Regions from separate parts of the Homo sapiens genome. Here region 1 is linked to region 2. Evidence: chromatin contacts called from ENCODE Hi-C data. All regions are on one chromosome and are shown on one strand. Each heading gives the region's core, a stretch centred on a gene start or an enhancer-like site at or near the end of the contact. The rest is flanking DNA. Distances are from core to core; before and after follow the strand shown. Region 1 holds the start of DENND5B-AS1 (DENND5B antisense RNA 1). Region 2 holds the start of AMN1-AS1 (AMN1 antisense RNA 1).

What was found. Hi-C counts contacts between places; a loop is a spot of excess contacts on that map. Pooled maps may share reads with other maps.
Region 1: a loop to region 2 is called in a map of ascending aorta, with 7 times the contacts of the local background. The contact joins the promoter of DENND5B-AS1 here to the promoter of AMN1-AS1 in region 2. A Hi-C loop is called at or near these places in 6 of 168 maps with a recorded cell type or tissue (B cell, ascending aorta, cardiac septum and 3 more), 7 of 37 single-sample maps with no recorded cell type and 23 of 50 pooled maps.

What each region holds. Positions count from the first base shown.
Region 1 is chr12:31,588,468-31,593,267 of GRCh38, forward strand. It overlaps DENND5B-AS1 (DENND5B antisense RNA 1), which reads left to right and starts at 1,456. Exons shown (of 3, transcript NR_046909.1): 1 at 1,456-1,652. DENND5B (DENN domain containing 5B) reads right to left here and starts at 2,669. Exons shown (of 21, transcript NM_144973.4): 1 at 2,239-2,669. The coding sequence starts at 2,365. RefSeq lists enhancers at 1,190-1,269, 3,250-3,479 and silencers at 1,700-2,039, 2,190-2,459, 2,530-2,819.
Region 2 is chr12:31,727,043-31,731,768 of GRCh38, forward strand. It overlaps AMN1-AS1 (AMN1 antisense RNA 1), which reads left to right and starts at 2,223. Exons shown (of 1, transcript NR_198987.1): 1 at 2,223-4,162. AMN1 (antagonist of mitotic exit network 1 homolog) reads right to left here and starts at 1,979. Exons shown (of 7, transcript NM_001113402.2): 1 at 1,929-1,979. The coding sequence starts at 1,966. It overlaps LOC105369722 (a long non-coding RNA gene), which reads left to right. Exons shown (of 3, transcript XR_931497.3): 3 at 1,615-1,848. RefSeq lists a silencer at 1,768-1,847 and enhancers at 1,898-2,247, 2,260-2,892, 2,288-2,487.

The DNA of each region.
Region 1 (4,800 bases), core at 206-2,705, 140 kb before region 2:
AATGGTTGCATCTGTACTGAACATGTACAGACTTCTTTTCTTGTCATTATTCCCTAAACAATACAGTATAACAACTATTTACATAACATTACAACGTAACAGGTATTGTAAGTAATCTAGAGATGACAAAGTGTACAGGAAAATGTTCATAGGTTATATACAAATGCTACAACATTTTATTATAAGAGACTTCAGCATCCGAGGATTTTGGTGTGGGGGACACTCTAGAATCCATCCCCCATGGTTACGGAGAGATGATTGTATTTTCATTATCTCTTTACACTAGAACGTATGCTCCATGATGGCAGGGATTTCTGACTGCTTTCTTCACAGCTGTCCCCAGTGCCTAAAAAACCGACTACAGATAGATGCTTTCAAAACTGTTGGATGAATGATACTGAAATATTACAAGGCAAAATACATTATTACCTGAATACATTAAATATTATGAGAAGCAGAAATCCCAATCACCCACACTCACACAGTTTTGCAAAAAGAGACATCATAGTTTGTTTCTTAAAAATGCATTAAAGTCTAATTGATGGTTTTGTTAACATCATTCTCTCTGTGCCTAAAGAGTCCTAGGTCACACCTAAAAGGTACAGTTTTAGCTTCAGTAGGCAAACGGAAAAGAAAAATACAGGCTTTTTTCCTTTCATTAGTCATCACTGACAGAAGGCCTCCAAGTGACCCTGGTGCCACAAATGTTTAGGATCTTTAGGGAAGAAAGGAGTCTAGAAAAATAACAATATTCCTTCACCAATCTCGAGAAGAATCTCTCCAAATCTCTCTGCAGACATTTTTTCTTCATATCCTTTAACAAAGCCATTCTTAACATGTACATGAAATCTTAGTTGAAGAAACAATGTGATTACATAATTACACATACGGAAAAACTTGGTATTCTATTATCTCTCCAAATTTTTTTTTAACTAAAACTAGACTTACAGTTTTTGTTGAAAATGTTTTGTGTTTCTACCTCCGAAGAATATGAAAAAAAGAAAATGTTTTGCTCTGAAGCTGAGTTAAGAAGAAGATAGCCAAGACGTGGGTTGATGGGGACTGTATTTTAAGGCTGAACAGTTTTGTTTACTATTGTTTATTATTTAATATATTCTTCCCAGTCTCCCCACCCCCACCAAAGGAAAAGCGAAAAATTTACGTTAGTGCAATCAATAAGGAATTATTTGTCCAAAGGAAGTTGTTCTGAAAGGCTATGACCTAAGTCTTTAACACAAAGTTCAGGCGGTAGATGTCACTTCTCTCACCCATTTAACAACAACAACAAATCAAGATTCAGATCCCGCGGAGGCAAGCAGAAAGGAACAGGCGTGAAAAATGAAATCAGTTGTTTCTCCCCGGCCTCCTCTCGACACTGCGCACTCCGCTGCCCTGCCCCCGCCCATCGCCCTTTAGCGGCCCCTTTTAACGGCGTCGTTTGCCCAGCACAGCCCCGCACTGCGCCATCAAATGAGTCAAGCGGAAGGACCGGTACCCCTCCGGGAAAACCAGGCACTAACACACGGTGCACCCAACTGAATTTAAACTCGGGAACAGTGTAGGCAGTGTCAACAAAGCGCGGTGCTGGGTCCCGAGCGTCCAAAGGTCCCTGCCAGCTCCCAGACGCGGCCAAATCCACAGGATTCCAAAAGGTGACTTGGCCGGCACCGCAGAGCGGCAGGCGGCGCAGAGGGCAGAGTCCGACCGGTCCCCGCCCCGCGCTCGCTCCGCACGGCCACCGGCTCCTCCGCGGACGCTACCCCGGCGGGAGCCGAGCTGAGTCCGACTCCCCGTCTCCCGAAGAGGCCCGAAAGCCGCGTCACGTGCGGGGCCGAAACTTCGCGGCCGGGGCCGGGTGGCTGGCGGGTGGGAGGCAGGCACGGCGGTCGGGGGGCAGCCCGCGCGCCCGGTGACTCACCGGCCGCCTCCGAGTGCGGCTGCAAGCGAAGGGGCCGGCGCGCCAGGCGGGGTCCGTGCCCTTGGGGCCACCCCCGCGCCTGTTATTAATAACCCAGCGCCTGGAGGCGAAAGCCCCGGTGGGCGCAGCCGCAAAGCCCGCACGCGGAATAAATAACAATGTCATTAAATCGCGCCCGAGCGCCAGTTCGGCCAGAAAGCGGCGGGAGGGCGCCACCGGGAGCTGACTTTGTCTGGAGCCTGCACCCCGCCTCCCGCGCGTCCCCACAGCGTCCCCCGCGCCCCTGAGGGGGCTCAGCGCCGCCGCAGCCCTGGCCTTACCCGCCAGCTCGTCAGGCTCCAGCCCGCTGTCCGCGTCGATCCCGCACAGCACGAAGTAGTGCGCGAAGCGGCAGGCGGCCGGGGAGGAGCCCGAGCCCGGGCCGGGCGCCGCGCAGCTCCCGCTCATCCCGGCCGCGCTGCTCCAGGGGCCGCCGCCGCCGCCGCCCGGGAAGGCTTTCTGCGGAGGCTGCCACCACCGCTCCGGCTGTGGTCTGTGCGCCCGCCCTAGGGCGACACTGGCGCGCCCATGGCCGCGCAGCCGCCTCTCGCCGCCGCAGCCTGCCTCCTCGCTCGGCGCGGGGGAAGCGGCCGCGGGCTCGCGCGCGGCGGGTCCGGAGCCCGGCCGGGTGGGGGAGGGGCGCGGGGGGAGTGTCGGCCTGAGAGGCCCTCGCAGCCGCAGCTGCGCTCGCGAGCTGAGAGCCGCCGCGTCTGGCGCCCGCGGGTCAGCTGAGCGGCGCTCGGGCTGTGGGAGCGCGGGGCGGGCGGGGGCGCCGGGGCTCGGCGCGTGCGACGGAGAGGGGTGGGGGGCGCGCTCGCGAGGGACGGAGGCGCGCGCTTCTACCGTGCGCGCGCGCCTAGCGGGTTCGGAGGCCAAGCCTGGCGTGGGGCCGCATTCGTGCCCACTGGCCCCGGCTGCGGCATCGAGGGCGACCCTGCACACACCCCTCCTCGCCCTGGCCAGCCGATAAGAGGGCTAGCCTCAGTGTGGGGGTCTGTCTTCTAAAGGGGTTGTCACCCATCCTTATTTCTTTTAATGCAGCTTTGGGGAAGGTGAACAGCCGCTCTGAGATCATTTCGCATAACGGTCTGAACCATCGTCTTTTAAACTGTGACCTGTGTGGGGGTGCCTGTCTCACTTTAAGGTCCTCCCTTCCCCCAGCCGTCACCCCATTTACAGGCCATCCTTAGTGACTTAGTGACAAGTCAACCGTGAGGGGGAAAAAACACAACTCAATACCCACAAAGCGTTGAGACTTCTAGAAGGAGTGCAGTCACCAACCCCCGCCTTCTGTCATTTATCCTGACATTTTCCAGGTCAGTGTAAATAGCCAAGGCGCTCCAGTTCCGCAGCCCTGTACCCATCCGATGTTATCGGCTCTCCCCGCAAGTAACAATCGGAGGCTAAAGCAACAGGAATTAGACCATGAACTCTGCTCCTCCCAAAGGCACGGCTTTCTTGCCCTGCTCAGCTGTCTTTTGCCTTCTCGGAAGGAACTCGACAACCAGTTCTTTTTCCTTTGAAAGAAAACTGGCTGGGCTCAGTGGCTCACACCTGTAATTTACTCAACACTTTGGGAAGCCCAGGTAGGAAGATCACATGAGACCAGGAGTTCAAGACCAGCCTGGGCAATAGAGGGAGACTCTGTCTCCATCTAAGTAAAAAAATAACATTTATTTATTTAAAAAATAATTTTTTAAGAGACAGGGTCTCACTGTATTGACCAGGCTGCTCTCAAACTCCTGGGTTCAAGTGATCCTCCCGCCTTGGCCCCCAAATGTGCTAGGATTACAGGCATAATAAGCCACTGTGCCCGGCCATGTAAGTAAAAATAAAACTTAAAAGATAGAAAACTGAATGCAATTCATCTCCACATGGCAACCCCTTCCACACCACTCCCTGCTTTCTTCTTTGGGGATTTGGGGCATCTACCACTAGACATACAAGCAAACCTTCCAGAGAGGTTGCCTGAGAGAACCTCGATTATTTGACTGAATAATGTTCTTCCTAGAAGATACATGTGCGTGCATACCATCATTTAATGTAGCTTGTATCTTCACTTTCTTTCTTCAATTTTGAAATGAAAGAGGCTGGCCATGGTGGCTCAGGCCTGTAATCCCAGCACTTTGAGAGGCCAAGGCAGGAGGAGCATTTGAGTCCAGGAATTCAAGACCAACCTGGGCAAAATAGTGAGAGACCCTGTCTCTATAAAAATAAAATGAGGCCGGGTGCAGTGGCTCAAGCCTGTAATCCCAGTCCTTTCGGAGGCCAAGGCGAGAGGCTCACTTGAGGTCAGGAGTTTGAGACAAGCCTGGCCAACATGGTGAAACTCCGTCTCTACTAAAAAAAAAAAAAAAAAAAAAAAATCAATAAAATAATAATTAGTAAAATATAAGAAGAATTGGCCGGGTGCAGTGGCTCATGTCTGTAATCCCAGCACTTTGGGAGGCCAAGGCGGGCGGATCACGAGGTCAGGAGACCGAGACCATCTTGGCCAACATGGTGAAGCCCTGTCTCTACTAAAAATACAAAAAATTAGCCAGTGTGGTGGCACGCACGTGTGGTCCCAGCTACTCGGGAGGCTGAGGCAGGAGAATCACTTGAACCTGGGAGGCGGAGATTAGAGTGAGCCGAGATCGCGCCACTGCACTCCAGCCTGGGCAACAGAGTAAGACTGTCTCAAAAAAAATAAGAAAAGAAAAGAAAATACAAGAAGAATCAAGAAATCAGGGTGAGCCACAGTCTGGGTAATTGACCTTTAGGTCATGTTGCACCCTGTACTTCTTCAAAAACACTTGTAATGGCTTTTCTGTGTCTTCTTAGCTGTGTTGTAAACTCCACAG
Region 2 (4,726 bases), core at 973-3,472:
CATGGTTTTGCCATGTTGCCTAGACTGGTCTCCAACTCCTGGCCTCAAGCAATCCACCCTCCTCAGGGTCCCAAAATGTTGGGATTACAGGTGTGAGCCACCATGCCTGGCCTACCCTTTGCTTTTCTAACAGCTGCATAATATTCCATGGTAACTCTCCCATTCCAGCTCCATGCCACCAGAAATAATTCTGCAAAGAACATCTTCATGTGTCTCCTGGTTTGGGCTCTTCACCTCTTAAGATTTTGTAACAGTCTTCTAAGTGTCTCCCTATTTCCAACTTCTGCCTAATTCAAATCTCTCTCTGCTCACAGTACAGTTCTAAAACCTTTGATAGCTCCCCATGACTGAAAGAGGAAATGCTCTTACTTCATCCTGGTCCCTAAGATTCTATTCCCAATGACCTGGCTTTATGTCTCACTACTGTGCTATTCATATTGTATCTTCCATTCACATTGGAGCGCTACTTTCTGGTCTTCTCTCATATTTCTACCTTTCCTGCCTGTCAAACCTTTACTCTTTTTATTTCACTCTCTACGATACATTTCCTCCCATTTGCAACCGTCAGATACTACCAATGTTCAAAAATAACCCCCTTGACAAAGCTTTCTCCTATTCTTTTCCTTATTAGAAATTTCAAAAGTTTGTTACTCTCCCGCTTGTGATATTATTCTACATATATTATAGTTATTTATTTTATTTTTTTGAGACAGTCTCGCTCTGTCGCCTAGCAGCCTAGGCGTGCAGTGGCGCGATCTCAGCTCACTGCAACCTCTGCCTCCTGGGTTGAGGCGATTCTCCTGCCTCAGCCTCCAGAGTAGCTGGGACTACCGGCGCCACTACTACTCCTGGCTAATTTTTGTATTTTTAGTACATGCCGCGGTTTTGCCGTGCTGGCTAGGCTGGTCTCCAACTCTCCTGATCTCAAGTGCCTCGGCCTCCCAAAGTGCTGGGATTACAGGCGTGAACCACCGTGCCCAGATAATTTTTGTATCTTTAGTAGAGGCGGGGTTTCGCCACGTTGCCCAGGCTGGTCTCGAACTCCTGAGCTCAAGCAGTTCTCCCACCTCGGCCTCCCAAGTTTAATGTAAAATATCAGATGCCATTGTTTCAGAAAGCCTTCAGTAGATTAAGGAGATTGTTCTCCTTATCCTTAAGATGTCTATTTTTTACATGGCAATATTAACGGACTGAAAGCTCCTGGAGAGACGCAATTGCCCTTGTAACTTCCATTTCCGTACAATTTCTGGTAGGAAATAATAATAACAATAACACTTAGTGGTGTTTATTATTTGCTGGGCATCCTTATAAGGGTTTTACATGTTTTAAATTTATCCCTCAGGACAACTCCATGTGATGGGTGCTATTATCACAAAAATTTTATAGATAAAGAACCTAGGCACAGGGAGAGGTTACGTTACCGGTCCATGGTCACGTGGCTGGTGAATGGCAGAGCCGGGGGCTGAACCCAGCAATCTCAGCCAGGGATCCGTGGTCTTAACCACTTTGTTACCTTTATCCCAGGGTCTGTCAATGTTTATTCCAGTTACAGGGGTGGAATTCTGCTAGAAGCTTTTGAGAACCTCATCTAGCGTTGTGTTTTTTTCTACCAAGGCTTTTAGCTGCTAAGAGAGAGGCCACTGCCAGTAACAGCCGGGGCGCCGAGCTGTCAAGGCTGACGGAGGAATGGACGCTCATCGCGCAGCGGAGTGTTGGAGGGGCAAGCCCGCCAAGAGACCCACTTTGCACAACTGTCCTCAGCCAGGAAACGACAGATCAGGAACCCAGGGACAGAAACACACGCGGGGCCTCTTCAGAGGTCGGCGGGGGGGGTGGGAAAGGGGCGGGGAGGAAGAGCAGCGCAGGGCCTGGCCGTTTGGAGGAGGTGCTGGGGCGGCGCGAAGGGAGGCGGGACAGGGTAGACTCACAGATCCAGGAGCTGACTGACCCGCCGTGGGCGAGGCATCGCTGCAGCGTCTGAAGCCTCTTCCGCGGTCCCAGGGCCTCCAGAACCCAGCCAGGGACCGTCCGCCAACTCCCGCCCACCGCGCGACGCGTAGGTTTTTGTGACGTCACACGGATTTTTCCGGTGACCGGGGCGTGGCCACGCTTCGGACTCCACAAGGAAAGAAGAGAGCCCCCTTTGGGGCGGAGCCACTGAGGGCTGCGCGGAAGAGGCTGGGTGTGATAAACTATAAAGAGGCCCTAAACTCGGATGCAACGTGACGGGAGTTGTAGTTCTTTCACCTGGCGGGCGTCTGCTCCGGTTCAGCTGCAGGAGGTTTCTTGGGAGTTCAGCCCAGCGCGCAGCCCCGCCGCGACGCCGCGAGCCGAGAACTCTCCTGGGGCGAAGGGAGCGCTGAGAAGTCGCTACTCTTACTAAAAGGATGCGTTGGATGCTGGGCCATACCCTTGGCGATGCACACTGGAGACCCGCTCGGATACGGACTCCATTAACATCAAACGGAGCGTGTTAGAGGATCCGAGTTTACTGAGCACTTTCTAGGAAGCGTGCACTGAGCTACGTGCTTTCTAGGCCTTAGTTCAATACTTAACCATATTCATTATAATCCGGTGAAATCGTAATTATTTAGCCTTATTTTACAGATGAGGACACTGCGTACCAACAAGTAACCTCACTAAGAATTTCGTCATGGAGGAGAAGGGAACCTGTATTCAAATTAGGAAGGATCCTGAAGAAAGGGCACCTTTAGGTGGAATTTTATCTTTGGTTCTGCTGCAGAGTACTTGCTGCTTTTTAGTGCTCCCTCCACCCCCCTCATTCTTCCTTGTAGATTAGTCTGTTGTTTGTATGCTGAGTTCCTTTTTTAAGCTCCTTGAAAGTTGGAACCCACTGCTGTTGCCTGTTCAGGATGCTACACATTGAATCAACATGGATTTATTAAGCGCTGAACGAGGGCTAGGGATCGTGCTGGGTGCTGAGGATTGAGTGGCGAACACTTGGGTCAGACAAGTAAAAGGGCAATTAGAATAACTGTTAAATGCTTAGATGGGGTTAGTTCTATGGAAGCACCCATGGGGGTGGGATACAGATCAGAGAGAAAAGGGTGGTCTGCAAATAGTTTGGGATGGCTACACTGGAGAGTGATCAAGAGTGAGTGTAGGGCAGGGGTTGGCCGACTTTTTCCATAAAGTGCTCTGAAAGTTGCAGATTCCAGGAGAAGTAACTATTGTCAGACCCAGACAAATTGGAGCCTAGAGACCAGAAAGGAAGGAAACTCATGCTTGTATGTCTGAGATAAGAACTGTCTCAAGGCCAGACGCGGTGGCTCACACCTGTAATCCTAGTACTTTGGGAGGCCGAGGCGGGCGGATCACGAGGTCAGGAGTTTGAGACCAGCCTGGCCAACGTGGTGAAATTCCCGTCTCTACTAAAAATACAAAAAAAAAAAAAAAAAACTGGGTGTGGTGGCGGGCGCCTGTAATCCCAGCTACTGAGGAGGCTGAGGCAGGAGAATCGCTTGAACTCGGAGGAGGTTATAGTGAGCCGAGATCGTGCCACTGCACTCCAGCCTGGGCGACAGAGCAAGACTCCGTCTCAAAAAAAAAAAAAAAGAAAGAACGAACTGCCTCAAGGACTTTAAAAAATAAACCAAAAAACCCACAATTTCTTCACATCTTTCATGCATTTAATGTTTTGCACAACTTGCTTGTTTTGCAAATATGCGCACATTTCTATGACAAGATTTATTGCTAAATATTCTTTAAAACTGCAGCAGTTCAGATAAGATACTGTCGAAAGGACGTTTGGCCCAGCAGCAGGACCTCCACCAATGAACGGACTCCAATTCTTGATTTGAGCCTTGGGAACCAATCAACTTAGTTTCCAAGAGTTTATGTGAACTTCCCTCCTTTACCAGTAAAATCTTCCCCCTATTCTTCCCTTCTCCAGACCCGTGGCTTGCCATAGCTGTACATCTTGGATTATAATTCTTTTTGTTCACTCCCAAAGAAACTCAGTATCTTTGGAGAATTCTTTCTTTGTTGTCTTTTAGCTTCCCAGAGCCAAACAAGAAATATTTTAGGTTTTGTGGGTCATGCTGGCTTGGTCACAGCTATTCAACTTGTATCTTAAAATTAGCCATAGACAGTATGAATGGGTGGGTCTCTGTTCCAATAAAACCTTATCCTAAACACTGAAGTTTGAATTTTATGTAATTTTCAACTGTCATGAAATACTCATCTTTTGATCTTTTTCAGCCACTGAAAAATGTAAAAGCCATCCTTAAGTTGCAAGCTATACAAAAACAGACAGTGGACTGGATTTGACCCTTGAGCCATTTGTCCATGTGCCCTCACCTGATCTAGAAAGCTAAAATGCACATGCCTCACGCCTGTAATCCCAGCACTTTGGGAGGCCAAGGTGGGCGGATCAGCTGAGGTTAGGAGTTCGAGACCAGCCTGGGCAATATGGAGAAACTCTACTAAAAGTACAAAAAAATTAGCTGGGCGTGGTGGCAGGTGCCTGTAATCCCAGCTACTCAGGAGGCTGAGGCAGGAGAATTGCTTGAACCCAGGAGGCGGAGGTTGCACTGAGCCGAGATCACACCACTGTACTCCAGCCTGGGCAACAAGAGTGAGACTCTACCTCAAAAAAAACAAAGAAATTACGAATTTTAAGATGGTGATAGCAGAGCACTAAACCCAGAGTGGGGCCCGTGTGACTGCACATTTTGCCCACCCATGAAGCCAGCCCTGGGTGCGT